Regions from separate parts of the Homo sapiens genome. Here region 1 is linked to region 2. A link is an interaction called in ENCODE POLR2A ChIA-PET data of the cell type or tissue named here. Cell type or tissue: PC-9. All regions are shown on one strand. Each heading gives the region's core, and the rest is flanking DNA. Links, peaks and the distances in the headings are about the cores only. Region 1 overlaps JARID2 (jumonji and AT-rich interaction domain containing 2). Region 2 overlaps JARID2 (jumonji and AT-rich interaction domain containing 2).

Evidence for each region. ChIA-PET counts read pairs that join two places held together with the same protein. Peaks named below come from ENCODE experiments on the same cell type or tissue, not always from the same donor. Only the 100,000 strongest peaks of a DNase experiment are listed, where the experiment ranks them.
Region 1: POLR2A ChIA-PET joins it to region 2 with 5 read pairs; 3 of 35 experiments call an interaction of 5 or more read pairs at or near these places.

Annotation. Positions count from the first base shown.
Region 1 is chr6:15,399,932-15,405,308 of GRCh38, reverse strand. The region is part of intron 2 of JARID2 (jumonji and AT-rich interaction domain containing 2); the gene reads right to left. Among named protein-coding and RNA genes, the nearest start is that of DTNBP1-AS1, 140 kb to the left of the region's middle. RefSeq lists enhancers at 257-947, 1,017-1,311, 2,171-2,671. In PC-9, for the core only: no CTCF peak of the experiment used is centred there; no DNase peak of the experiment used is centred there; H3K27ac peaks cover 999 bases.
Region 2 is chr6:15,318,107-15,323,483 of GRCh38, reverse strand. The region is part of intron 1 of JARID2 (jumonji and AT-rich interaction domain containing 2); the gene reads right to left. Among named protein-coding and RNA genes, the nearest start is that of JARID2-AS1, 72 kb to the right of the region's middle. RefSeq lists an enhancer at 16-65. In PC-9, for the core only: no CTCF peak of the experiment used is centred there; no DNase peak of the experiment used is centred there; H3K27ac peaks cover 2,598 bases.

The DNA of each region.
Region 1 (5,377 bases), core at 128-5,127, 82 kb before region 2:
ACATTCAGGAGCTTTTCACCGCATCTCCCAAATTAGCAAGAAATGAAAAGACCGCACAAAACAATACAACAAAACAGGCTTCTGAGTCTGGAACAGCAGCATCAAAATGGAATAGGAATTCCTGTTGTTCTTGGTAACTGGAGACACTAGTGTATGGCTATCTCCCTCTTGCCTTATATGATGGGCGTTGGGAAAATTGAAACACAAATTAGGCCAAAGATTCCTTTAGCTGAAGGAACTTCTAAAGCAACCAATGAGAACGACAGATTTCAGAACACAAATGTATGGACAGAAGACAACTCTTTTCTAATATCTGGAAAAAAAAAGGGACTAGAGCATGTAGTCTGTATCATTTTATGATGTTTTAGACACAAAGAAGTTTTACCAGTCCTCTCTCATTAGCTACACATACATGACAATAGAAAACTAAAGGAAAAGCCAATGGCTCTATTCCACAAAAGCAGTGCCCCAAAACAAGGGTTAAAAAGAAAGGAAAAACAAGGAGGGCTTTGAGGCTGTTCCAGGGCTTCTAAAACATCTGGAGCACACCAAAGTCATTAGCATATTAGGGTGACTCAATGTATTTAGCTTTGTTGTAGAAAAGATGCACAAAAGGTAATTCTGTATTATAGAGCCAATGCCGTCTGTCACCCTGTCACTGTGAGACAAGGTTATCACATTACATATCAAACAGTCAAGCATCCAAAGACAGCTTTCATTTTCAGCAGCAATTTCTGTGTGTGTGTGTGTGTGTGTGTGTGTGTGTGTGTGTGTGTGTGTGTGTGTGTGCACTTTAAGATGATAGAAAAATTATAAAAGCAGCCCCCATGGCTGAGGTAGGGCCCTCTCTGAGGTCATCAGAATGCATGGTTTGCTGCCATTGATAGTGAAAAATAAATGTTATGTTCACTCAAGTTTTGCAAAGAGAAAAAAAAATGAATTGCTTTTTAAGCAGGGTAGGCATTCCGATGCCAGGGCAGATTTGGCTTTGGGCCTGCTTGGCATGGTCAATATGAACATGGAGTTTGCCCATCACTGTACACATGCAGGTCAGCATGTGAAGCTTCCAATGGAGCACAGAGCTCCAGGGAGAGGGGCGAGCAGGGCACAGGGTCTGCAGAGCACAGCCCAGGCTTGTCCACTGACTTGCTCACCAGATCAACACACTGGTGTGACTGAGAACAAATGCCAAGTCATGAGGCAGGATGTCGGTGGCACACTTGTGGTCAACGAGGCACAAATGAAAGTGGTTTCATACCTCGGCTTATGGAAAATAATTATCCCTTTCCCTTATGAGACCAGCCCCTGAGCCGACTAGGGCTCCCCTTTGTCTACTGTCAAATCAGCTATGGAGATTTCCCATTCCGGTCAAGAAAAGACAATCCAAAAACACCCCCACCCATCACTACTTAAAACAGTCCCAAGATTTGGAGGCAGGAATGGGGAGGATGAATAGGTGGACGCGGGGGACATATTTTTGTTATATTTAACCCCTGCAAAAACAGATGTAAATACTGATTTGTAAATCAACAATCTCACAAGAGCTCTCTCACCACCACCAGAATCCGCCCCCACGACACACCTTCAACAATCTACACCTCTTTTGCATGCACAATTTTTTGAGAAAGCGTTAGATACTAAGACCTGACACAGTGTTCATTATTAACATGGAAAAGTTGGGTCACTGGGTAGATAAGGAAAATGTCTGACTCTATCCTTTTTTTCCTATTTCAGAAACAAGTAAATGACTCTTTGAGAAAGATAGGACCCTGGGCCCCAGAAGGCAATAAACGCCTTGAGCTACAAAGGAACAAACCCAGCAGATATCTCCTATTTCCTCAGAGGAAGAGGTAAGCAGAACACTGCTACTACTAGAATGGGCCCCATTCTGGCTCTCTAGACCCCAAATGAGTAAGAACCACCAAAAGACAAAAGATCTCCCCTTCGTACATCCTAACCAACAATCCCAGGGGGACAGAAAACACTGCTCACTGAAAGGCTCCAACAAAAATAAATAAAAATAGACAACAAGGCTGACAGTTTAACTTTATTCAACACAAAACCTCTCACAAAAACAAAGAGCCGTGATCTTCATGAAAGATTTCCCAAACAGACCAGAAGCTATTTAAACTCTGATGATCACCACTGTGAACATAAATGTACTGCTCATTTTGGCACAACTCCCTGTTACTTCTTTGGGGCAAGGGCTCATCCTCCCCACTCTCTTCCCCTCTTCACTCCTTCTTCATCCTTAATATGACCTTTATAACAATCAGAACAAGTACAGTACCTAGAATAATAATAATGACTGAATTATAAACACCCACGATGCTCTACAATCGGCAGTTCTAGTTTTGTGTCCAATCCCATGACTACTCTATCCCAGGCCGTAACTGCTCTGGGTCCACACTTCATTTCAACACCCTTTTAATTTTACACTGACAACCCAGTCAAACACACACCCACCAGACAACCCAGTTATAAATACGCACCAAAATATAAATCCCTGGAATCCCCTAGGATATGCAACTCGAGCTTCTATCAGCTCATGAAAAGAATTCCACACCACAGAGGGCCCAGAACTGACCACCTCCAAGGTCAAAAGCCGCCTACAGAAGAAAACTGACTCAAGGCGACAGTGGGCTTAGGCTGATGTGTAACCATGAGCGGCAGAACAATGGCATCACTGCAGAGCAAGGGAACTCAGTCACATGAAGGAGACGGAAACACAAGGGCATTTTTTTTTGAGATTTTTTCTAAGACAGATAAATGGGCCCAACATGTGGAAAGTCTTGTGTTCAGATAAACTAACAGGCCCAAATTTGATTTCTCATCTCACAGAATTTGCACTTCTCAAAGGGAGATGTCCATGAACACAGCATGTTCACAGATAGCTAATGATATTCTTCTACCTTCAAGTAATTACAAGTGTGTATGTACTTAGGTCTCTAAAGCTTCCTATCATCTTTACCCCACAAATGTAAGGTACCAAAAGAAACCAGGTATCCAATTTGAGCCAGGCTCTCCAAAGATAAGCAAAGCTGCTGCTTTAACTCGATCGACAAGTGCCATAAAGTTATCGGTTTGTGTACTAATCTGTAATGATAAATGGGCAAAGCTCCACAAACTTTGTGTCCTGACTGACACCATAATTTGTAGATAAATAAACAGCCACACCCTTTGCCCTGAAACCTCTCTGGGCTGCCTTCATTCCCTAGGATAAAAGGAATCTCTTGGAAGTTCTAAGTTCTGTTTTCTTTGTAGCATGACTAGGAGGGACAGTAGTTCCCCTGTTTCCTTATTACCTCACTCACATATCAAGAAATCAACTGCCCTCCTACTTTTCAAATGAATATATTCAGAGAGGATTAAGTAGTCCATTCAAAGTAAAAAAAAAAAAAAAAAAAAAACTGCTGACAACAAATAACTTCAGAAAGGCCTACTGCCTCCCAGAGCAGCATTCTTTCCACTACTGAAATATAATGAATGGAAGCAGTACAGAAAGCAGCACTATAGGAATGTGGCCATGGAATCTGCTAAGATTTGAGGCACCAAACATTGAAGGTTCCTGAAATTCATCTGTGTTTACAGACAGTAATACAGACATGAATTAATGCACGAAATTCGGGAGAAGAATCAAGAGCACTCGAAGTTTAAAGGTCTCAATCCAGAACCACTTCAGGTCTCAGGATCTATTTGCATGCCTCAGTTTCCTCCATCTTTCAAGGAAAGATGATGGAGGAAGAAAAAGAAAGGATTAATGGAAATGAAAGCAAACATGCTGTTTATGAAGGAAACCAGAGCTATGGTGAGGATGAACTAATTAACTTTAATCAAACATTTATTTTTAAATGCTGGGAAATGATCAGATAAATTGGTAATAAAATAAAAGGGACCAGCTATAGCTGGATGGCATTCAGTCTCCAGAGAAATGTCTAAAGTCATACAAGCCTGATTGAAACTGCAGCTTTGGCCAAAATGGTCAACAGAGCTTAATGCTTTAAGAGCGACATTAATTCTCTCTTGTAAATTTCCACAGTGCCTTTGCAGGAGCCACCATTGCCCCTAGGGAGGATATCAAAGCTAAAAGAATATTAATATTAAGCAAATTGCAACACTTTTTACATAGTCTCTCATATATATATATATATATAGCACCTTGCCATCCACAATGGATTTAATCAGGACCCCAGCAGGGAAACCCACAAAGGCCTATTTCTCCAACAAAAGCCATACCAGCCTGAAACAAATCTAGAGCTATTTGGTTTGTCTTTTATTTATAGGAACAGACCTTCTATCCCAGGTTCCTCAAGATAAGCCACCAAAAACTGCACCTGACAGACCCGTGGAGCAGCCATCCTCAGAGCCGGATCATTGCAGAGAGACAGAGAGGAAGAAGGACAGAGGGAGGGAGGGAGGAAGAGCGCAGTGAGGCAGGCTCCGGAGCACTTGTCAACAATCCTCCCCTGTACGTAATAAGCAAGCGGCAGTGCAGATTCCGCGCGGCAATAGGACGGCCAGAACAGCAATGGGGCCGAGGGGGAGGGGAGGCAGCCAGGAGAGAAGGTTATTTATGTGCAAGGGAGGGAATCGAACACCAAAGAGGAGGGGTCTCCGGCTGGCTCCCCCCACCCTGATAAATTAAAATGAGAAAAAGGAAAAGAGTCACTAGCTTTTCATCCTGCCATTTCCCCAACCTGCAATGCAGACAAATCCGAAGTATAGAATTTCTGACATATGGGGGGAGGGGGACATTCACAGTTTAATTGTGCACACTTTTGTGTCCCCAGCCGGTCAGATGCCCCCACCCCATTGCCAAGCACACCCCACCCCCACAGACAGCGGACTCCAGGGCGCAGTTTCAATGGCATCCCTTTTTAATATCATAATCTGTGTCATTCAGCACTTGCCTTTTATTTATTTTTATTTGTTTTTTTGGCTGGGAAACCTGGGCAGCTCTCCAGACAGACTGCAGAAATCTCTTTCCACATGCTCCTCCTCCAGCCCGCCCTCCCCCTTACTCTGATTCCAGCTTCCACGGAGCCTCATTACTTATGAAGTGACCGCATGGGCCACCGCTGCCCCCACCAACAACAGAGGGGCACCCCTCCCCCTGCCCTGCGCAGGCCCCTCCCCGAGGCACATAAATTGATCTAATCTAATCAAACAGAAGCTGTTTTCTCTCATTGTTTCTTGAGGATCTTTCACAGAACTGGCTCTGTGGTCTGGCAGCTGCTGGGAGGGGTGAAAAAGGCAGGAGTCCAACTGAGGGCTGGCCAGCTCCCTGGCCTCAGACAACTGGAGTACACATCTCCTTTCATATGTTATAGCTTTTTGATTTTTAAAGTCAATTTTCTTGAAGCCTTTCTTTGAACTT
Region 2 (5,377 bases), core at 297-5,296:
AAAGTTCAAGACAAAAGACGACAAGTTTGCTGTCAAGGGAAAAGCACCAAAGAGAGAAGGCCAAGCCACATATCTATGAAGACGCTAGGCCAAGAGGGCAGGATTTCCCGGTGCTGTAGCACACCCAGGCTGGGCTAGGGTGAGTCACACACACACACCTGGCTCATTCCTGTGATTGTAAGAAAGAAAAGGAAAGAACAAGACACAGCTAATCCTACACAGTTCAGATATGCTTAATGGATAGAGAAGGCAATCAGGGAGAAATGCATTTGGGAAACCAGGCTGTGCCTGCCTGCCTGGCAAGCAAAAGCCCACCACCCACACAGAGCTAAGAGGTTTCGTACCACAGAGTGCAAAAGAAAAACAGCCAGAATGAATGTGTCAGGAAACCTACAACCAGAATGTTGTGAGGAAAAGTAACCTACAGTCCTGGTGTTTGCTACCTTAGCATTTGCTAGAATGAGCCTGCTGCTACGACCAAATTGCATACAGTCCAATCTCAAATGAACCAGATAATTCAGAACAGCTTGGAATTTTTCTCTCTGGTTTAAGAGTATGCTGTTATGTTTATATTATGGTTATGCCTAATATTCTGGAATTTGGAAATCAAGGGGAAAGTTTTATTTTGTTTGAAGACATAATTTGGAAGTGGTTTAGGAAATCAACTATCCCCTCTTCTCTATGCTGAAATCTCCCCTACTGCTACCCCCAGGGTTCACCAACTTCTCATACAAAACATCACCCCCAAAATGAGCTGCTGGCTCCCTAATTTGCTGTTTGGCTAAATGACTTAAAGAGAGAAGTTTTGGGTCAGCCAGTGGCTTAGTGCAAATATTCCCTGGCTCCTGGCTAAAAATATGGCCCAGGTATTTGGGTTTAGTCAAATCCCTGAAATCTAAGCATTTCTCATGTCATTAAAACTCATTAAATCCTTGCAGGGTAGGTAGATGCTACCAGTATCTCCCACTTTGAAGGAAAGGAATCAGAGAAGAATGTTACTTAAAAGCACACACCTAGCCAGTGTATCCAGTGCTTCCTGTACACAGACAAAACACACTGGGTGATAAAACATTTCACAGGAACTTGCAAATCAATAATTGGTCCAGAGAGTGATAATAGTGAATATGGCTTGCGTAGCTAGGACTACAGGAGTGTGTCACCATGCCTGGCAAGTGCCCTCTAACCAAGTCTCAGAATCAGAAGCACAGAAGCCTGTGCACCTTTTCCTCACTCTTACTGCTCCTTGAAAACTAAGCTTCAACAAATGACCCTATGATTCTACATGCCTGTTTGGATATTTGAAATTACAATTATGTGTTTTTCATGCTACCAAACAGGAGCTATGCAGATTTCCCATTCTCCCATTAACCACTAGACACTAAATCTAATACTTCTTCCAGGCCGGGCGCGGTAGCTCATGCCTGTAATTACAGCACTTTGGGAGGCAGGCGAACAACGAAGTCAGGAGTTTGAGGCCAGCCTGGCCAACATGGTGAAACCCCGTCTCTAGTAAAAATACAAAAAATTAGCTGGGCGTAGTGCTGGGCAGTGTAATCCCAGCTACTTGGGAGGCTAAGGCAGGAGAATTGCTTGAACCCGGAAGGCGAAGTTTGCAGTGAGCCGAGATCACACCGCTGCACTCCAACCTGGGCGACAAAGTGAGACTCCATCTCAAAAAAAAAAAAAAAAAAAAAAAAAAACAAGAATTCTTCCAATTATAAAATTAGATTGCTATTCTAACTCACACTCTATTATTGAAGTCTCATATCTTCAAAGAAAGCATTTCTGTTGTTTGTTCTTGTTAACTTACTTAGCCACTGACCCAAAGAAGAGTCAAGCAATTGGCTTGTAAATACGAGGAGAAGCTGAAGGAAATCATGTTTTCTAATGACAAGTTACGAAGTAGATAAACCCCCTGACAGTCAGTCTTTGGTTCTGAATAGAGATCTTGATTTCACTGCCACCCACATTTAAGAAACAGAGCAGAAGTAATAAAAAGCTACAAACCATGTTTCAAGGCCCAATCAAAAAGGTTTACAAAATTGTTAAATATTTCCTGCTCAAACATAATTTGAATTGCAGGTTCCCATTAATGAAATATGTGCCGTAATTAATACTACATGTGAGTTCATTAGTTCATAGTTAGCCTTAGTTACAGAGTGGACAACTCACAACTATTAATAATTTCATGATTTTTCTTTGTGATGTAAAAAAATGACATTCCCTTCATTCCCTTTATCCCCACAAGAAGGTGTATGATTATACTGATTATACTGATATATAGTATATATATCATGGCACAGGGCCAGGTGTTTTGTAATTGATAACACTGAGTAATCAGACTGTTGAATTCTTGCACAGATCTAGTTATTTTCTTCCAAAAATTCTTTTAAGTTCCTGGCATTTTCAATCTGCTCACAACATACTAACTACTGCAAAATACTACTTGTAATAATGAAATCATTCATATGATACACCGCCTCCCATCCCCAAATTTGAATTCTAACATTTCATAAAACTCCCAAACAAGATGAGAAAATGTACCAGCATCACAAAATTACTACAAACTGCAAGTCATACTTCACATGCAAGTTTAACTAACACACACACACACACACACACACACACACAGAGAGAGAGAGAGAATGAATCATATTCTTGCATGGCCATGGCTGAAAATAATATAGATTGGTCTCTAATTTACATATATTGCATATGAAAATGAATTAGAGGCCATATGCTTAACTCCACAAATGAAATACAGTAATTATTTCCTATATTATCCTTTCTGAATAACATCTAATCTAGCTACTAAAGAAGGATCCCTGATTAGATAAGAAGGAAACATTTGGGTCATTAGCTATACAGTTTCATCTTCTTTAAGAACTGCATTGTAATGAATACCAGATGAATTTAAACTACAGTAGGTTTCAAAATAAACTACAAATCACATTTATGTATGGTTTTTGATAATTAACAGTCATCATTTCACCTTCTACTTCAACCCACTTAAATCCCCCAAAGCTACCAATCCACTCTAATTTGTGTAAAGAACAATGACTGAGTTTCTTAAATATATTTTTCTATTCTCACACTTACATTCTACGAACTACCTAATTAAATGTAAAGTCTTCCTCTTTTCAACTGGTTATGATGGAAAAGAAACAGAGTTAACCTAACTTGAATTACCGGCTTATAACCAACACCTTACCTGTGTCTTAACTGAATACTAAGTCACTGGAATTGTAGAGGACATTAACACTGTAATACATTTTCCATTCTCTTCACAAGCATCCACAACCACAGTCTCTTCTAGTCAGTTTTTGTTGGATACTGATCCACATAGATCAGAAGCTGATCGGCTCACCATGGTAAATATTTGAAACATACTAATAAAACAATGGAAGAAACCAGCAAGATAAAAGTAATCAGGTTCTACTAATATAGCCTTGTCTACTTAAAATTACTTGTATTTACATAGATACACTCCCTAACAAGCGTATGGCTGAAATATCTCAGTGCTTAGCTCCAGTTCGAATAAGGAAAGAGTCAAGGGGCTGAACTTCTCTGAAATCAAAAGGTAAATGATGCAGTGAAGCAAGAAGCCTTGATGACTGCATCAAATTTGCATAATTTGTTTAAGAAGTACCCACCACTATTTTAATTTACATAATCTGCAACCATTGATTAGGTAGTTTTTCATCATATAAAGTTAAAGGGCCATCCTCAGGTTAAACTTTTCCTGCTTCTCCCTCAAACACAGATCTCACTTCTAATTGTGTTCCAGAAACTATGGACAGACCGGATGCAGTGGCTCACCTGCCATGAAGCAGGTGGATCACTTGAGGACAGGAGTTCAAGACCAGCCTGGCAAACATGGTGAAACCCCGTCTCTACTAAAAACACATACACAAAAAAATTGGCAGGGCACAGTTGCGCACACTTGTGCTCCCAGCTACTCAGGAGACTGGGGCACAAGAATCGCTTGAACACGGGAGGCAGAGGTTGCAATGAGCTGAGATCACACCACTGGACTCCATCCTGGGCAACTGGCTTGAGGGAAACTCTGTCTCCAAAAAAAAGAAAAAAGCAACACAGAAATTCCATGTCACTCAGACACAAAATGGCTACTGCAGAACCACAGAGAGGAAAAAGTTACAAAAGATATGCTGTCAGAGCAACTCTTTTAAAATTATTGTTCAAGGCAGCACAGCTTCTCATTGGTCCACCAACTTCAAACCTTGCCATGTTTCAAGACAGAATGAAAGATCTGTGCTCATCTAATGAATCTTTGATAACTTATAGCATTCCAAGCATGTTATATACATATGAGAGACAGACAGACAGCATCCTCTCTCCCTGCAAGAAAGTGAATAAGCCATAAAAGCTAGCCACCCTACTTACTTTCTATGTAAATACAAAAGGCCCAATTTTATTTTTCATCTGCTACCCTAGAAAACTGATTGGACTGAATGTCTAGGCTGCTTCCTTATGTCCTTTTAATAAAGCCAGCCACAGTAAAGAAAACAGAAATTAGCGGGAAGTGCAGAGCTCTTTGCCACTGGGATTCACAGCAGCCTTTGGACAAGCCATTATGGCTGTCTGGCTCCAGCCCTCTTCCCAATAACCACCACCCCCTTTCTCGCCTACCCCACACCACCCTCCAAGATCAAAAGCAGCACTTACTGTTTATAACATCCTGAGCAATCCGGGAATCTCAAGAGGCTTTTGTTGCCTTTCCCACCCCTCATTGTTTCTGATCCAAAAAATGTTTTTTAATGAGACAAGCCAGTCCTGAAACAGTCACACCAGTGAATCCGGCCTGCCTCAAATGACAATCCTCTGAGATGCCTTGTAAGGAAAGGGGAGGGGGGTGCCTCCAGTGAATGTCAGAACAAGAGCATGTGGTTCCCAGCCTGCTCACTCACAGCAACTGCACAGTTGTGGGGCTGCAAAGGCAGCTTTTCTCCAGGTGGTAGCAACCACCACCACCACCAAAGCATAAACAAAAAACAACAAAAACCTGGAAGTTCTTGCTGGACATGGAAACTATTCTAGGTATACGAAAACAAAGATCTGCCTGTTTCATGTAGACAACTATGTGCCTCATCCCCCTGCACCTCACTGCTGTCTCCCTGTCCTTCTCCAATTGCCTACATCTAACATGCTGGCTGGATCCACGTGTCCTCCAGCTGGGCCTTGGAGTTCAGCTTTCTCTTTGAAGTTTAAATACAAATGGAGAAGTCCTATTTGTTTAATCTTTTTTTTTTTGGAAACGGAGTTTTGCTCTTGTAACCCAGGCTGCAGTGCAGTGGCAGGGTTCTCGATTCACTGTAACCTCCGCCTCCAGGTTTCAAGTGATTCTCCTGCCTCAGCC